Regions from separate parts of the Homo sapiens genome. Here region 1 is linked to region 2. A link is a loop called in an ENCODE intact Hi-C map of the cell type or tissue named here. Cell type or tissue: Calu3. All regions are shown on one strand. Links, peaks and the distances in the headings refer to the core of each region. The heading gives the core; the rest is flanking DNA.

The links. Peaks named below come from ENCODE experiments on the same cell type or tissue, not always from the same donor. Only the 100,000 strongest peaks of a DNase experiment are listed, where the experiment ranks them.
Region 1: a loop joins it to region 2, with 6 times the contacts of the local background. A loop is called at or near these places in 3 of 110 quality-filtered maps.

What each region holds. Positions count from the first base shown.
Region 1 is chr4:67,322,120-67,331,021 of GRCh38, reverse strand. No RefSeq gene overlaps it. Among named protein-coding and RNA genes, the nearest start is that of CENPC, 220 kb to the left of the region's middle. In Calu3, for the core only: a CTCF peak has its summit at 3,598 (motif pointing right); a DNase peak (open chromatin) is centred at 3,591.
Region 2 is chr4:66,682,170-66,691,071 of GRCh38, reverse strand. No RefSeq gene overlaps it. Among named protein-coding and RNA genes, the nearest start is that of MIR1269A, 410 kb to the right of the region's middle. In Calu3, for the core only: no CTCF peak of the experiment used is centred there; no DNase peak of the experiment used is centred there.

The sequences.
Region 1 (8,902 bases), core at 317-8,316, 640 kb before region 2:
AATAATAGTAATAGCAAGATTCTAAGCATTTCTTCCATACCAAGTACTTTACTAAGTGCTCTGCATACATTAGTTCATGTACTTATCATAGCAAACCTTTGACTTAGATACTATTTTTATGACTATTCTATAGATGAAGAAAATAGCTAGTTTATGGTAGAGCTGGGATGCAGCTGTAGGTTTATTGACTCCAGAGTCCATGCTGTTAACTATGATACTACACTGCTGCTAAAAATAAAATAATAGCAATTAAACAAATGCAAGGATGTTCAATAAAGTGCTCTTTTCACCCCATGAGAACTCTATTTGTTCTTATTCTGAAATATTACATAACAAAGTATATAAATGGATCTCTCTCTTACTTTTTTTTTCCTCTCTTTCCTTGTCTCCCTCCCCTTGGTATTCTTGTTTTGCTGGGACTTTGTCTTAGTTCATTCAGGATGCTATAACAAAATACTATAAACTGGGTAGCTTATAAACAATAACAATTTATTTATCACCACCCTGGAGGGTGGGAAGTCCAGGATAAAGGCAGATTGAGTGTCTGCTGAGGGCCCACTTCTGGCTCATAGACAGTTCATTCTTTATTTTATTTTATTTTGTTATTCTTATACTTTAAGTTTTAGGGTACATGTGCACAATGTGCAGGTTTGTTACATATGTATACATGTGCCATGTTGGTGTGCTGCACCCATTAACTCATCATTTAGCATTAGGTATATCTCCAAATGCTATCCCTCCCCTCTCCCCCCACCCCACAACAGTCCCTGGAGTGTGATGTTCCCCTTCCTGTGTCCATGTGTTCTCATTGTTCAATTCCCACCTATGAGTGAGAACATGTGGTGTTTGGTTTTTTGTCCTCGCGATAGTTTGCTGAGAATGATGGTTTCCAGTTTCATCCATGTCCCTACAAAGGACATGAACTCATCATTTTTTATGGCTGCATAGTATTCCATGGTGTATATGTGCCACATTTTCTTAATCCAGTCTATCATTGTTGGACATTTGGGTTGGTTCCAAGTCTTTGCTATTGTGAATAGTGCTTCAATAAACATACATGTGCATGTGTCTTTATAGCAGCATGATTTATAATCCTTTGGGTATATCCCCAGTAATGGGATGGCTGGGTCAAATGGTATTTCTAGTTCTAGATCCCTGAGGATATCGCCACACTGACTTCCACAATGGTTGAACTAGTTTACAGTCCCACCAACAGTGTAAAAGTGTTCCTATTTCTCCACATCCTCTCCAGCACCTGTTGTTTCCTGACTTTTTAATGATCGCCATTCTAACTGTTGTGAGATGTTATCTCACTGTGGTTTTGATTTTCATTTCTCTGATGGCCAGTGATCATGAGCATTTTTTCATGTTTTTTGGCTGCATAAATGTCTTCTTTTGAGAAGTGTCTGTTCATATCCTTCGCCCACTTTTTGATGGGGTTGTCTGTTTTTTTCTTGTAAATTTGTTGGAGTTCATTGTAGATTCTGGATATTAGCCCTTTGACAATTCACTCTTAACATGTCCTCACAAGATGGGAAAGGTGAGGAGCTCTCTAGGGCCTCTTTTACAAGGGCACCAACTCCACTCATGTGACCTAAATCTCCTTCCAGGGGCCGACCTCCTAATATCATCACTTTGGGAGTTAGAATTTCAATACATGAGTTTTGTGGGCACACAAATATTCCTATCATAGCAGACTTTAAATGTATTCTTATCTAGCTATTGGGTCTCCCAACAGTGACGTTGAGTGAAGACTTGAGCTCTTAGCACTGAGTGTAGGTATAATAAAAATGCAGTGAGAGGAAATATTGGGGTGGAAAAGAATATACTACATTTTTTGCCTTCAAAGCCAAAAAGGAAGCAAATGACTTGTGAATCTCTTGGCTTTTGCAGCACTTTGAGTTCATATAATTAAATAAAAAGAATCAGAGAGATTGCTTACCTTCTAAGTCATTCTCCAAACTGCCTTACTTTCAACAAAATGAGTCATATTTACCCAATAATCTTTCAAAGGGGAGTATCTCTGGGACCTAAGATCTCCTTTTTAAAGGCTTTTTCTAGTTTGATTTGCTAAGACCTTTAGTTAAAATGCAGGTGTTTTCCTTGGAATCAAAATGGTTGTAATGGTGGATTTTTAATTATTAAGAAATTCTGGGGGCTAAAATTGTTATGATTCTATGCTTGTAAAGGTTGGATGACATATATTTGGAAACATTTATCTATACTTTATATCTACACAATCTATTCTTATACCTATGAGGGTAGAACAGAGCTATCTTGACCTCGACCAAAGAAAATTTGTTGTCAGCTTTTTTGTTGGATGACAAAATCCCTGGGGAAAAACTCTTTTATATTTTAATCTCATTTCTGTTGCACTGACAGCACAGCCCTTCTTTGCTGTGTCAAGAATTTATTAAGTTTTAATTAGACTGTGTGAAGGAAAATCACATTGTATGTTGGAATCACTTTTGGATTACCCAATTGCTAGACTAAGAGAATGCTTAAAATACCAGCCAAATGAAAAGAAGGGAAAAATTCAGAGACAGAGAGAGAGAGAGAGAGAGATTTATAGAATTTGATATGTGCTTTTTTATGAATAAAAGCTTCTTCCATTTGGCAGACATGGACTAGGGTATTGGTGTTAACCAGAATCCACTGGTCCTACAAAATGTTTTCCCAGTTTCATTATTGTAGATTTATTTTTCTATCCTTTGGTCAACCCAAGCTCCTGATTCCTACATGTGTTCCTTGTTTTCTCCTTCCAGTTTATTTAAATTATTGTATTAATTATCATTATTTTAGAAGTCCTAACTATCAGGTTCCGAGTGTTATTGTACAAATTTGTGACACTGAGATCTTCATCATAGTCTTGTCTTGGCTTCCAGTCTGTTGAGCAGTGAGCAGGCTGTGCATTAACATTTAGAATACCTTCGCTGACACAATGACCCAGTCATTTGCCACACAGATGTAATCAAATCTATTAATGCCTTTATAGATCAAATTTATTTCTTCTTTATGGAAAGCAGTTCAAGAGAAATGGTACAAAGGAACAAAGGGGTTGCTGTCTAGTGGGTATAGATGAGGGAGTTTTCCCCTTCCAATTGCCTCATAAATCAAGGGGAGCATTTCTTGTTTAGCAATAAACTCTTGAGCTGAAACTTGGACTGAATGTAATTCTCTTTGGAATGAGATAAGAATGGGTAAGGAAATTAGTTGTTTTTGAAAGTAGACATATAAAAGAAATATTAGTACAATATCTGGCTGAAATCTTATGAGGCACCCTGCTCCAGTAATTGCCATTAAGGTCCACTGTCTTATCTAAGACAATTCTGAAATCAGTTTTTTTTTTTAAGCCACATTATGAGGAAAGGTTTTTTATTTGTACTTCCATGTGTGCAGGGGTGTTTTGTACATTATGAATTTGTATTGACTCCAAATTTGTGCTGGCATTTATATGGAAAGAGGGTGGAAAAATTAAGTATTCAGGTAGAAGGGAAATTGAGTGACGGAATTTAACGCAATTCAGAATACAATAATCTATCGGCTTTCCAGGCCATAGCAAGACATGGCCACTAGAGGTCAGTAAAAGGCAAGCGAATGAGAAAGCTTTAGGCAGGAAGCTTCCCCACACCCAGGTGGTTCCTCAGATTCAAGGCTCGTATTTTGAAAGGCTTTCTTTCAAAAATGACTAAAAAGTGGTATTCAAGGTTTCATGGGAGAGGGGAACAAAATAAAGAATGTCGCCTCTAAAAAAATGAAACTGTGAAAAAAAATGTTTGAAGAGGTTTCACTGTAGAAAACCTTTCTTTTGTGATTGCTACCTAAGAATGAAAAGGGATATTTACCTTTACTGGCCCTTTGGGCTTAGATTTTAGCTGGTGTGACAAAGCCTATTGCACAGTTTCTGTGTCTTCCTGCAGTATCGGAAGGCGACTCCCCACTCCGGCTCCAACAGGACATTTTACTTTACTTTCCTTAATGGCATTTATTGCATTGTTAATTTTTCATGTATGCACCCTTCTCTTGTACTAGTTTGCAAGATTCTTGATGACAGAAGTCTGGTCTCAAGCATTTAAAAATTCTTAGTACATGGACACTGCTTGACTAAAACATGGCAATATAAATGTTTGTGTAACATGTATATAAATAAATTCACAATGTTTTCATTATGCGTTGCTTACAACAGGGATGCGTTCTGAGAGACACGTTGTTAGGCAATATAGCCTTTGTGAGAACATCATAAAGTTTACTAACTCAAATCTAGATAGTATATTGTACTACACACCTATGCTACATAGTATAGCCTATTGCTCCTACGCTACAAACCTGTACAGTCTGTTACTAGAATGAATGGTGATTATAACATGATGGTATTTCTGTATGTAAACATATAAAAGGTACATTAAAAATAAGGTATTATAGTCTTACAGTGTTTTGGGACCACATATATGCACATCATCTTTATGTGGCACATAACTATATTATTTACAATGTATAATAGTATTTTTGTGTGTGTGTGTCATTTTCATTCTTCTATCTTTCCTCTTATAAAACCATTCAGAATGATTATGTCTTAATTTTGCCTGTTCACTTATCAATTTCCAGTCAAATTCAGAACTAAAAACTAATGTCTTTATATGTAAAATGCAGTAGAAAAAGAGATCACTGTCACTTTAACCATAACCAATTTTATTCCGTAAAATCAAGAAGGATTTCAGAGCTTTTCAAATTGATGGGTGTTAGTCTGTCAAGCAGTGAATTCTGGCCTTCAATTCTCAAGTTGTCTGACTATTTCACAGACCTGCTGCATGATGGAAGGCTATTGAATATTACTCAGACATTGACCATTATGTTATTTTCTTCTGGCATCCATTAAGCACTTTTCCTTTAAGATGGGCTTCTGTTGTTTCCCCTTTCTTTGTGTATTTGGAAATCCTGTACAGGAAGCAAGAACCCAGTCTAAAAACCAGAGCACTCTCAGCTTTGGCATCCACATCTTTCCTGGTAGGTGGCTCAACGTGGTGCCTTTGAACACACGGCCCCAGTGGGAGCCCTATTATCTGCTAAATATTTCTGGAAATGTTTATACAGAACATGGAGCACAGCAGGCTGTCCCCCACCCCTACACTGATGGCTTAAGCCTTTGAAATGGCAAATGCATAGACCTCCTAAGCTCCTCCAACAGCCCCTGCTGTTGACATTTTCAAAGTTAACATATAAAATGATTCAATTGAAATAATATTTTTGAAGATCTTACTGCCCAAACTTTATCAAGGCTCACAAATTAGCTCCAGGATGACATTTGACTTAGGTAGAGTGTGGGAATTTAAAAAGAAAATCTCACAGATTACATTAAAGCGGATCCCATTGTGACATCCAGAATGTATTGCCCAAACCTCTCCTTGTACAGTTGAGGCTGTTTTTTGACTTTCTGGTGTCATTTCCAGACATGCAGTCCTAATATGTGAGAGCTCCATGACCCCTCAGACGCCTTCGCGCAGAACAACACCTTCGCTTTAGAGGTGAAGAAATCAAGGCTCTTGGAGGATATTTGAAGTAACTCCAGATATGGGATGTTTGAATATTCTTTTGGCAAGATTTACCCCATCAGTTTTATTGACTCATTCCAGGTATGATAATTGGGAATGGGGGGATTACTGTTTGATTATATCACCGAACCACAACATCCTAGTATCACAGATAGCAAGGGAGCCATCTATCTGATATGCAAATGGATACAGCTGGCTAATAGCACCTTTAGTGATGAAAGCCATCCTCCTTCCTCTATCTTTTCTTTCCCCCTTTAGTCTTGAAAAGAGGTACATGTGGAAAAGAAGTGGGATATGTATATAAGAAAAAAATCTGATTTCAAAGTAGAGTGTTCATTCTCACACTACTATAAAGAACTGCCTGAGACTGGGTAGCTTATAAAGAAAAGAGGTTTAGTTGACTCACAATTGCACAGGCTGTACAGGAGGCATGTCTGGGGCGGCCTCAGGAAATTTACAATTATGGCAGAAGGGTGAAGGAAAAGCAAGAACATCATCTTCACATGGTGGCATAAGAGTCATGAGAGAGAGAGAGTGAATGAAAGGGCAAGTGCAACACACTTTAAAGCAACCAGATCTCGTGATAACTCACTATCATGAGAATAACAAGGGAGAAATTCACCCCCATGATCCAATCACCTTCCACCAGCTCCCTCCCCTAACACTGGGGGTTACAGTTAAACATGATATTTGGGTGGGGACACAGAGCCAAACCATATAATAGAAGTAAGTTGGAAATAGTGACATAATGAGTAAAGCTGGGCTCCCAGATCAAATCTCTTTCCTAAAGTTTTGCCAAGAAGTATATCAAAAGTAGTAGTGGGCAGACTAAGCAAAGTTAAAGTTCTTTAGTGATAATGCAAGAGAGGCTGCTTTATTTATTTTTTTAAGACAATTTCTTTAGAGCAGTTTTAGAATCACAGAAAAATTGAGAGAAAGGTACAGAGATTTCCTATATATTCCCTTCCTGAACACATGCTTAGCCTTCCCCATTGTCAACACCCCTCACCAGAGTGGTATATTTGTTACAATTGATGAACCTATTGTATTAGTCCATTCTCATGCTGTTATGAAGAAATACCTGAGACTGGGTAATTTATAAAGGAAAGAAGTTTAATTGACTCCCCAGCAGGGCTGGGGAGGCCTCAGGAAACTTACAATCATGGCAGAAAGGGAAACAAACACATCCTTCTTCATATGGCAGCAGCAAGGAAAAGTGCAGAGCGAAGTGGGGAAAAGCCCCTTATAAAACCATCAGATCTCATGAGAACTCACTCACTATCACAAGAACAGCATGAGGTAACTGCCCCCATGATTCAATTACCTCCCACTGGGTCTCTCCCAAGACATGTGGGGATTATGGGAACTATAATTCAAGGTGAGATTTGGGTGGGAACACAGCCAAACCATATCATTCCACCCCGGACCCCTCCCAAATCTCATGTCCTCATATTTCAAAATACAATCATGCCTTCCAACAGTCCCCCAAAGTCTTAAATCATTCCAGCATTAACTCAAAAGTCCACGTCCATAGCTCATCTGTGACAAGGCAATTCCCTTCCACCTATGAGCCTGTAAAATCAAAAGAGAAATTGGCCAAAACATAGGGGCTACAGGCCCCATGCAAGTCCAAAATCCATTAAACCTTAAAGCTCCAAAATGATCTTTTTTAACTCAATGTCTCACATCCATGTCACACTGATGCAAGAGGTGGGCTCCCACAGCCTTGGGCAGCTCCACCCCTGTGGCTTTGCAGGGGTACAACCTCCCTCCCAGCTGCCTTCATGGCTGACATTGAGTGTCTGTGGCTTTTCCAGGTGCATGGTGCAAGGTGTCAGTGGATCTACCATTCTGGGGTCTGGAGGATGGTGGGTGGCCTTCTCACAGCTCCACTAGGCTGTGCCCCTGTGGGGTCTCCATGTGGGGGCTCCAGCCCCACATTTCCCCTTTGCACTGCACTAGCAGAGGTTCTCCACGAGGGCTCTATCCCTTCAGCAGACTTCTGCCTGGACTTCCAGACATTTCCATACATCCTCTAAAATATAGGTGAAGGTTCCCAAACCTCAATTCTTGTCTTCTGCACACCTACAGGCCCAAACCATGTGGAAGCTCCCATGGCTTGGGGCTTGCACCCTCTGAAGCCATAGCCTGAGCTGTACTTTGGCTCCTTTTAGCCATGGCTGGAGCAGATGGGACATAGGACACCAAGTCTCAAGAATGCACACAGCAGGGGGGCCCTGGGCTTGGCCCAGGAAAACATTTTTCCCTCTTAGGCCTTCAGGCCTGTGATGGGAGGGGCTGCTGGGAAGATCTCTGACATGCTTTGGAGATATGTTCCCCTTTGTCTTGGTGATTAACATTTGGCTCCTCATTACTTATGCAAATTTCTGCAGCTGGCTTGAATTTCTCCTCAGAAAATGGGATTTTCTTTCTATCACATCATCAGGCTGCAAATTTTTCAAAATTTTATGCTCCACTTCCACTTGAATGCTTTGCAATTTAGAAATTTCTTTGACCAGATACCCTAAATCATCACTCTTAAGTTCAAAGTTCCACAGAACTCTAGGGTAGGGGCAAAATGCCACCAGACTCTTTGCTAAAGCATAACACAAGTAACCTTTGCTCCAGTTCCCAACATGTTCCTCATCTTCATCTGAGCCCACCTCAGCCTGGACTTTATTGTCCATATTACTCTAAGCATTTTGGTCAAAGCCATTCAACAAGTCTCTAGGAAGTTCCAAACTTACCCACATTTTCCTATCTTCTTCTGAGCTCTCCAAACTGTTCCAACCTCTGCCTGTTACCCAGTTCCAAAGTCCTCATTTTTGGGTACCTTTACAGCAGTGCAGCACTCTCTGTGGTACCAATTTACTGTGTTAGTCTGTTTTCATGCTGCTATAAAGAATTACCCAAAACTGGGTAATTTATAAAGGAAAGAGGTTTAATTGACTCAGTTCCACAGAGCTGGGGAGGCCTCAGGAAATTTACAATTATGGTGGAAGGGGACATAAACACATTCTTCTTCACATGGTGGCAGCAAAGAGAAGTGCAGAACAAAGTGGGAGAAAACCCTCTTATAAAACCATCAGATTCTTGTGAGAACTCAATCACTATCATGAGAACAGCATGGAGGTAACTGCCCCAAAGATTCATTTACCTCCCTCTGGGTCCCTCCCTCCCACAACACATGGGGATTATGGGAACTACAATTTCAAGATGAGATTTGGGCAGGGACACAGTCAAACCATATTACCTACATTGACACATCATCATCACCCAAAGTTCATAGTTTACATTAGGGTTCTTGGTATTGTACCTTCTAGGGAGTTGCACAAATGTGTAATGATCTGTAT
Region 2 (8,902 bases), core at 227-8,226:
GAAAAAACCCACAACACTAAGACTTAAAGGAACAAACCAGAATACTTTTCCTGGACCCTGCCCTCACATTCCTGACTCCATGACTATATTGATGTTTCTCAAGAACATGCTGAAAGCTTTCTCTATATCTCTACTTGTTAATATCCAATTATTCTTTGTCAATTCATTCAAATGTTATCTTTTTATGGAATCATCTCTAATCATTTTAACAAAATGGTGATATGCCTCTTTTCAAACTATCAACAATATTATTTTCTCATTCTCAATACTCTTTATTTTTTGGTTTTCTATTATATTTAGTTCTTTTATTTTGTCACTTCTCATCTGAGGTTGAAAACTTTTTGATGACCTGAGGCTAATATGCGTATTACCTTGAAATCTACTGCAGAGTCTTGCAGAATTCTCCCATACTTAGCAGGTATTTAGTATGTTTGTGTTACGATGTGAGGGAAAGAGAGTAAAATGGTCTTTCAGAGAGCCTGAGGGTGGGTAGTAAGAAAGTTAGGTGGTGCTAACAAAACTGTCCTACTGGAGTTTATAATGAGGACTGCTTCTGCTAGTTGTGTTGATTTTTGCATGAGCAGTGTGAGAAAACAACATTTTAGTAAGATTAGCTATGGTTTATTGGTTTACAAGCTTCTAACGTAAATGATTAGGTTTTCATCGAATTAACTGCTTATAAATGTCATAAATGGCTTGTTTTAGCATCAGTAGATGGAGCCTCACTTTGAGACAAAATTGCCAAGCTTATTCAGTCACAAGGTATCTTCAGTATTTTATAATTTCCCATGTATAGAATGGGAATTTCAAGTTAAATGTTAGACTTGGTTTTAAAATGTTTCCTCTTACTATGTTATTTTATAATAGAAGATATTTTAAGATCATCATAGGAAAACTGGCAACAATGCCATGGGAAATATGATTCATTTTTCTTTTTTTATTTCACCTTAACAATTTCCAAATACAGTATTTAATTCCGGCTCTGATTTTAGTAAGCTCTTAGCTAAAACTCAGGTTTTACAGGTTTCTTACATGGTTTTATTCCTAATTTAAATGACGAGTAAATATTTGTTAGGCTTTGATTTTCGTAGGTCAGCAACTTTATCAATCATGTTTTCAAAATAATTTATCAAACATAAAAGTAAATACTACTGAAATAATTTTAAATGAAACTTTACCCTGAAATATTTTGCATCTTTCATTTCTCTAGTGCCAACTAATAAATAATTATAACTTTTAAATCTTTTAAAATAATATCTTCACTAGCTTGATATGGTAGAACATTTTTCCTTGTGATATACTGTAAGTTAGGAAGGCCTCCTGTTTCTTTAGAAACCTAATTACTTTGAATGAAATCTCATAATGTAGAGCCTAAATTGTTACATAAAATTAAGATAAAATTCTAAGAGACAATGTTGCCTAAGAAAAATCATGAACGGTGATAAAATTATATGTTCAAAGTATTTTTACTTGAAGGCCATACATAAAAAACTGTGATGCCTAAAGATAGGAAATGTTAATCTAGCAAAGGGAAATGTGAGATGATACGAAAAGGCATTGGAAAGGCCCAGAGCAGGGCAGTATTTGAAATGGTCAAGAATCACTTGGGAACCAAATAAAAATGTACCTTACTTGTCATCATTCCCAGATATCCTGAGTCAGATTTGGGGACAAAGATGCTTTTAGCAAACATCTCTGGCAATTCTGCTAGATATAGTAACTGTATATTACCAGTATGTATTATTTTAGACCTTTTCAAGATGTATTCAATTTCACTTGTCACTTCTTATATTCAGTAAATACTAAGTTAAGAAAAGTTGATTAACTTTTAATAGACATACATTTGGATTAATGACTTCTTTGGTTAAAAGCACTCCACAAAAATATAGTTACAAGTAACTAAAATAAAGTGAAATATTTCTTTTTCTCATCTGAGAATTTCATATGTTATTACATTTTGTTAAGGTTTGTTTTTGCTTGCTTGTTTGTTTTTATAAAGAATAGAGAACAGAGTTTGACTTGGACTTGTGCAATAATAAACCAAAGTGTAAACATCGAGGCTATTAAATAATCTAAATAATGAAATAATGGAAAACAGTATACAGATTTTGCATGATGACAAAAGAAATCCATATACAGATCTGGATAGCTGAGACAGTCTACATGACTTTTTCTATGTTCATACGAATCACTAGAGGGCATCGTATGCTATACTTTTTAACAATTACATATCACAGAACTGTTTGTAGATACAGAGGAGTATCTACCTACCTAGTGACATCTTAAGGCTTTTCTCTTTAATTTTTGTAAAACTCAAGTAGACATGGCTATTATTCCCTGAAAGTCATGCACACAATCATAAAAATATAAAATCTAGAAAGTAATAAAAAATGGACTCATTTTTATTTTTTTTAATCTCTCAAACATTTGCATCAATGACTGGAGGGTAGCACAATCGCTTTTTTTTCTGTACTGAGTGCCCCACCAATATAGCTTGTTTTGTTTCGTTTTTTTTCCTATACCTTGTATTACATGGGCTCATCTCATCACTGCTTAGGCTTAAAAAACAAGAAGGGGTGAGCATGGTGGCTCATGCCTGTAATCTCAGCACTTTGGGAGGCCACAATGGGAAGATTGCTTGAAGTGAGGAGTTCAAGACCAGTATGTGCAGCAAAGTGAGACACCCCCTCATCTCTACAAAAAAAATAAAAAAAAAATTAAAAATTAAAATGAAAAGGAGAAAGAAAGTTTCAAATGGGAGTCAGTAATTGACAACCTCTTCTACTGGAATTAAGGGAAAAGAAAGCAACACTTTTTAGTAATTGCAATTCTGATTTTCATACTTCAGAGTAAATTTTTAAAAATACTTTTGTATCTAAACACTGCTTTTATTGTATGTGTGTTCTCATTATAAAATGCTATAAATATATTTAGAAAGAAAGTTGGTTAGAATAATGAGTGAATGAATTTAAAAATAAGTGAATTTAATTATCAATTTTCTGTCCCCTCAAAATTAAAAAATACAACAACCAAAAATGTCAAACTAAAATGGGGGAAAGATACAAGATATGAAGGCAGAGAAACTGAACATAGTAAAAACAGAACTGCATGTTTTCAACTGCAACATTTTATTCTAAAACAGGCAAAGTTTATCTTTCATTATATATTCTAACTTTGCTGCCTCAAATACAGCAGATGGATAGTTATAATTATCAGTTAATTTTTAAGCACTTACTATGTGCTAGATAAAATATTTTATCTTTATTATCTCATTTAACGCTCACAATGCATTTATGGAATGGGAGCTATCATCACATACATTTTATCCATGTGTAAATTGAGACTTTATAGGTTGTAGTTTGTTGAGAAGCTAGGCACAAATCCAAGTGTTGAGTCTGGAGCCTGCAATCTTAACTACTGTGCTTTACTGCCTTCCACGGAAAAGGATATCTCAGTAGGAGAATAATAAAACAATTAGGTATTTCCACCCAAATACAGGCATATAAATTTCACATTTATTCAAAGTTGTTAATTCCCTCTCATTTCATTGGTCTAAAAGTCTTCATGGGAACATTATGCAGGTCCACATTGCTTGTATAACTTGTGGAAGAATTGAAACATTTATATGTGCACAACTAATCTGGCTTATTTTAAAAACAGTAAACCAGGGTCCAATTTCAATCTAAGAAGCATATGAGCACATTTTAGAGTTGGGTAATATATACTGAAATAAATCTATTTTACGGTGTTTAGGTAAACACTGGTGGCCTTTAAAGAAAGTTGTTGTTACTTTTACGCAAGGTTAGTGATAGAATTATGTTTTTATCCATTCATTGAATATTTTGTAAACACCTCTTCTTGAAGGCATTTATGAAGGCTAGAGAAAATATAAAGCATTATTCCAGCCCTAAAACAATTGAATAATTAGTCTCTTCTTTACCTTTCTTTTGGTATTCTGGAATTACATTTCCCCTTTTTAGAGTTAACACACTAAACAATGAAATGTATTGAGTGAAAAATGTATTGAGTGAAAAATACAAACACCAACATCTCTGAGGTGCTGGTAGATCTTCTGAGGTGTGTTTAATTAATTCTGACTCCTAGGAATTTTGTATTTATTGAAATTTATCCAAATACTTATTCCATTAAATCAGCTTAAGTAGATTGGCATTGTCAATAATTTTTTGCTCTTAGATATGAAATTTCCATTTTCCATTTTCTGGTTTTCAAAGAACTTCTTGCTCCCAAATTTCATGTGATAGCTAATAGTATCCTTTCTAATAATTTAATTGTACATGTTAGTCATTAAAAATTATTTCAGAATTGTATTATTTCATTCAGCCTATTCTTTTGCCACCATGCAGCTGAGTCAGTATAGTTCTTTTTCTTATTACAATTATTCAACTTAATAAAATGCATGGCTTTCTTATTCCTATTTCTTTTTTTTTTTTTTGCTTTTTAAAATCAAGTTTGAAAATATGTCGCATAGATAAACAAAGAATTTTAAAGTAAAAACTAAGAAGATTTACAGTAAATAATCACAATATAAACCCTAAGTGCCCCAGGGTGTTTGTGGCACAGGCAAGAGAAAATTTGTCACCATGATAATTTTCATTGAGAAAATTTATTGTTTTTGGTTTTCAAATATTCTCAATACATAATATGTGTTTAGTCATGGTTCTGTATTTAAAATCTCTTCTCATATTAAATATTTTTAAAAATGATTATACATATGTCTGCATTTTATAGTAATAGTGGGCATTTGAGAAAATGATAAATGGATGAGATGAAGCAGTAAGATTTAAAAACAAGAATGAGTTAAATATAAAACTTAAAAACTGACTTTTTCACAGGATAATATTAATAATGAAAGAAAACATTTGAGAAAGGTGAAGAGTACAGGAAAAATTATGAGTTAAGTAAAAGAAAACATTTGTCTTCGGGAGAAATGAAAACTAATTAGGAAAATATAAAATCAAGAAAAATATGACAGAAGGCATGCTGATCAGTTTTGTTTGTTTTTTTATTTATTTATTGACACAGAGTCACACTCTGTCACCCAGGCTGGAGTGCAGTGGTGCAATCTCGGCTCACTGCAAACTCTGCCTCCTGGGTTCAAGCGATTGTCCTGCTTCGGTATCTTGAGTAGCTGAGACTACAGGAGTGCGCCACCACGCCTGGCTAATTTTTGTATTTTTGTAGAGACTGGGTTTCATCATGTTGGCCAGGCTGGTCTCGAACTCCTGAACGCAGATGATCCACCTGCCTCGGCCTCCCAAAGTGCTGTGATTACAGGTATCAGCCACTGTACACAACCCTGATCCATTTTAGTTTCAGTTTTGTTTTTTTTTTAATCATTGAAAACCTTTTAACTTACACATATTGTCAAGCTCTGCTAGGCAGAATCCACCAATTTTTCACTTTCTCGAAATGGAATAGTCCTTGAAATATTTCTTATACCACTAGGGTGCCATTCAGTAAATTGCTTCTTCATAAGCACTAAATTGCACACTAATGTCTTGAGAAAGAAAGTAATCTACTCCCTCAGATTATAAATGTTATCTCATTAGTTCTAAAAACATACCTATGAGGATGGAAAATGGAAATGGGAAATAGTTCTATGATTTTAGAGGTTGAACGATTGAGACACTGAACATAGAACATCAGAATTACCAATATTCCAAATTAACGAGCTCCCAATATAAAATCTAATGTTGATCTACTTAATAAGAAATGTAAAATTTAGCTATCTGCATGCCTATGTTTGCAAAGCATGTACTAGGTGTTATGAAATATTTATGACATCAATAATCTTTTTTCAATTTGTAATGGCAAGGATTGTTTTGTTGTTGTTAGTAACGGACAAATGAAAGAAATTGCAAATGAATAAAATGAGACACTAGCATATTTCAATAAAAAGTGGGTGAAGAAGTGAAACAAAGGTTCACTTTTTTTCAGCAAGGTAATATTAATCTTAAAACAAAACATATGACAGATGAAGGGAACAAAAGGAATTTATGATTTTGAACAAGTTTGTTTTACAGAATTACCTTTCATCTTTGCACTTAAAATTTTCTTTAAAATTTCCCACTTTCTGGCTATATTTATTTCCTGCAACTTCATTTATGAATAATTTCAGGGATTTTACACTTTTTATGACTCAGTCTTTTCTATTGCTTATTTGCTATTCTCTGCCTGGCAAGACAGAACACACATAGGTAAGTCTTTGAGGACGGGAGCCTTTAGGCAGTCACAAGGTTTCACTGTGGAAACAGTGATATTATTGGAAGCCATTGAAAGCCATGCTGAAACCTGGGCTGTCTTGGCCTCTTAAGGCCTTATTGGGTCACCTTATTCTGCTGACCCTAACCCTGACTCCTGCTGATACAGCTTTACTATGTCAAGGTCAGTATTTTAAAGCAAAATTATCTAATGCTATTTCTCCAAAGTGTTTCAGTCTTGGCATTTGCATGTCCAGTCAATTATCTCTGGTTTTCTATTTTCTTACTTCTCAGAGTCTCTGGTTATTCTTCCCAGCTATCAGGACCTTGAGTGTCACCAATCCGTTTGACATTTCTTGAACTTCAGAGACCAGAATGCAGAATTCCTATCTCATTTCAACCAGGTAATAACTAAGCCCCTGCTGAAATTCTTGCATGCAAACAGATGTCTCAGGGAGTAAAGCTTAGCTCTATACTTTAACATCTAACCTTAAGTACTCATTAAATCCAAACTACTATTACATGTTTCTACAGAATTATGTGTGGGTGCTTAACAGATAGCTAAGGAGAATATATAGGGTAATTTCTAGACTGCCAGCTTGAAAGTATATTTCAGTATGCTAGCTCCATTTCATCATTTAAAATGTACAATTCAGTTTCTGTAGGGTTCCTTGCTACAGTTACACCAGTGGTCTAGAAGTCAAGTTATGTCTTTCCTGTTTCCAGTGTACTCACTTTTCATACCACTCAACTTGTTAATCTAAATAATAATAATAATAATACAGATTTTACTGTAGGGGAAAACCCTATTTGGAGAAATGTTCCATATTTTTATGGAATATAGATTTCACATTTAACAAACTATCTTAAATTTACTAATAGTAAAGAAGAATTTCAACTGGTTAAATCAGGAGACTAAAATTACATTCAGGAAGAAAAACTGATTGCAAAATAAATTTGTGCCCTGGTTTCCTGGTATTTTTTTCCCTTGAAATCTGAAAATGAGTGGTAATGGCTATATTAGCTGATATACTGGTTCCCCTACCTAAACAACCTATTACAGTTACAGCATTCCAAGTTAAAGATGACCTTGTTCTGATGACATATTTTCAGTGATTGATGGTGCCAGAAATGTTGAAGTGTTCTGCACTGCTTTTCCTGTCTGTGACTTGACTTGGTCTCTGCAATTCTTTGTCAATCTGGCATTTTCTCTTTTCTACAATCAATAGAAGGAAGGGTTTTGTTATTCCCTACTTTCATTTTACTTTGTTCAAGCTCCCGAATGTTTTTTGAACTTAGAGTATATGAAAGGAGGGTAAGAAGATGGCTAACTATTCAGAACCCCAACTAAATACATTAAGATAGTCAATGTCTTAGTCCATTTCCACTGTTACAACAAAGTACCTTAAGCCAGGTGTGATGGAATGTACCTGTAGTACCAGCTAGTTGTGAGCCTGAGGTGGGAGGATCATTTGAGCCCAGGAGTTGGAGGCCAGCCTGAGCAGCATGGTGAGACCGTGTCTCTGAAAAAAGAAACAACCTTAGATTGGGTAATTTTTAAAAATAAAAATTTAGGCCTGGCGCAGGGGCTCACACCTGTAATCCTAGCACTTTGGGAGGCCGAGGTGGGCGGATCATGAGGTCAGGAGATCGAGACCATCCTGGCTAACACGGTGAAACCCCGTCTCTACTAAAAATACAAAAAATTAGCCAGGCGTGGTGGCGGGTGCCTGTAGTCCCAGCTACTCGGGAGGCTGAGGCAGGAGAATGGCGTGAACTCGGGAGGCGGAGCTTGCAGTGAGCCGAGATCATGCCACTGTACTCCAGCCTGGGCTACAGAGCGAGACTCCATCTCAAAATAATAAAAAATAAATAAATAAAAATAAATAAATAAATAAATAAATATAAAAATTTATTGCTTATAGTTCTGGAGGCTGGGAAATTCAAGATTAAGGTGCCAGCAGATTTGATGTTCAGTGAAACTTACTCTGTTTCAGAAATGGCACCTCTCACTGGGTCTGTCTAATGGCAGAAGGGGCAAGAAGCTCCCTGAAATCTCTTTTATAAGGTCACTGATCTCATTCATGAAGGCAGAGCCCCCATACCTAATCACTTCCTAAATTTCTTAATACCACCATAATGGGGATTAGGTTTCAAAATGAAATTTGGAGCGAGTCAAACATTCAGACCATAGCAGTGAATTTTATGGTTGAATGACACAGTACTAGATTTTCAGCAGTCCACATCAGAACAAAATCTCTGAGGTGTTCTCTGCATAATGGTCAACCAATGTCTTGCTTAGCAATTATTTGTTAAGTCAGAATCATATTGACATTGACCATATTAAGCTACTGTGAAATTACTATTTTTTCTCTCTTTAATAGCAGCTTCTTTTCTTCAGAAATAATTAATGGGATACTATTATAACACAACCTCCCTTCAACAAAGGTGTAACTGTATAGGGATAGAAACAAAGCCTTTGAAGTCAGGAAAATTTCAGCTCAGTTTCCTGCCAATTTAGGTACTTGAAGAAGCAGAGTCAAGACAGGATTATATGTGCAAACAACTTATTGGGAGGAATGTTTGTGAAGAGGATAAATAGGCAGTGTGAGCTTCCAGACCACATTTCAGGCATGATACATGGGAGAGCAAGGTGGGAGGAGGGAAGAAGAAATGAGTGG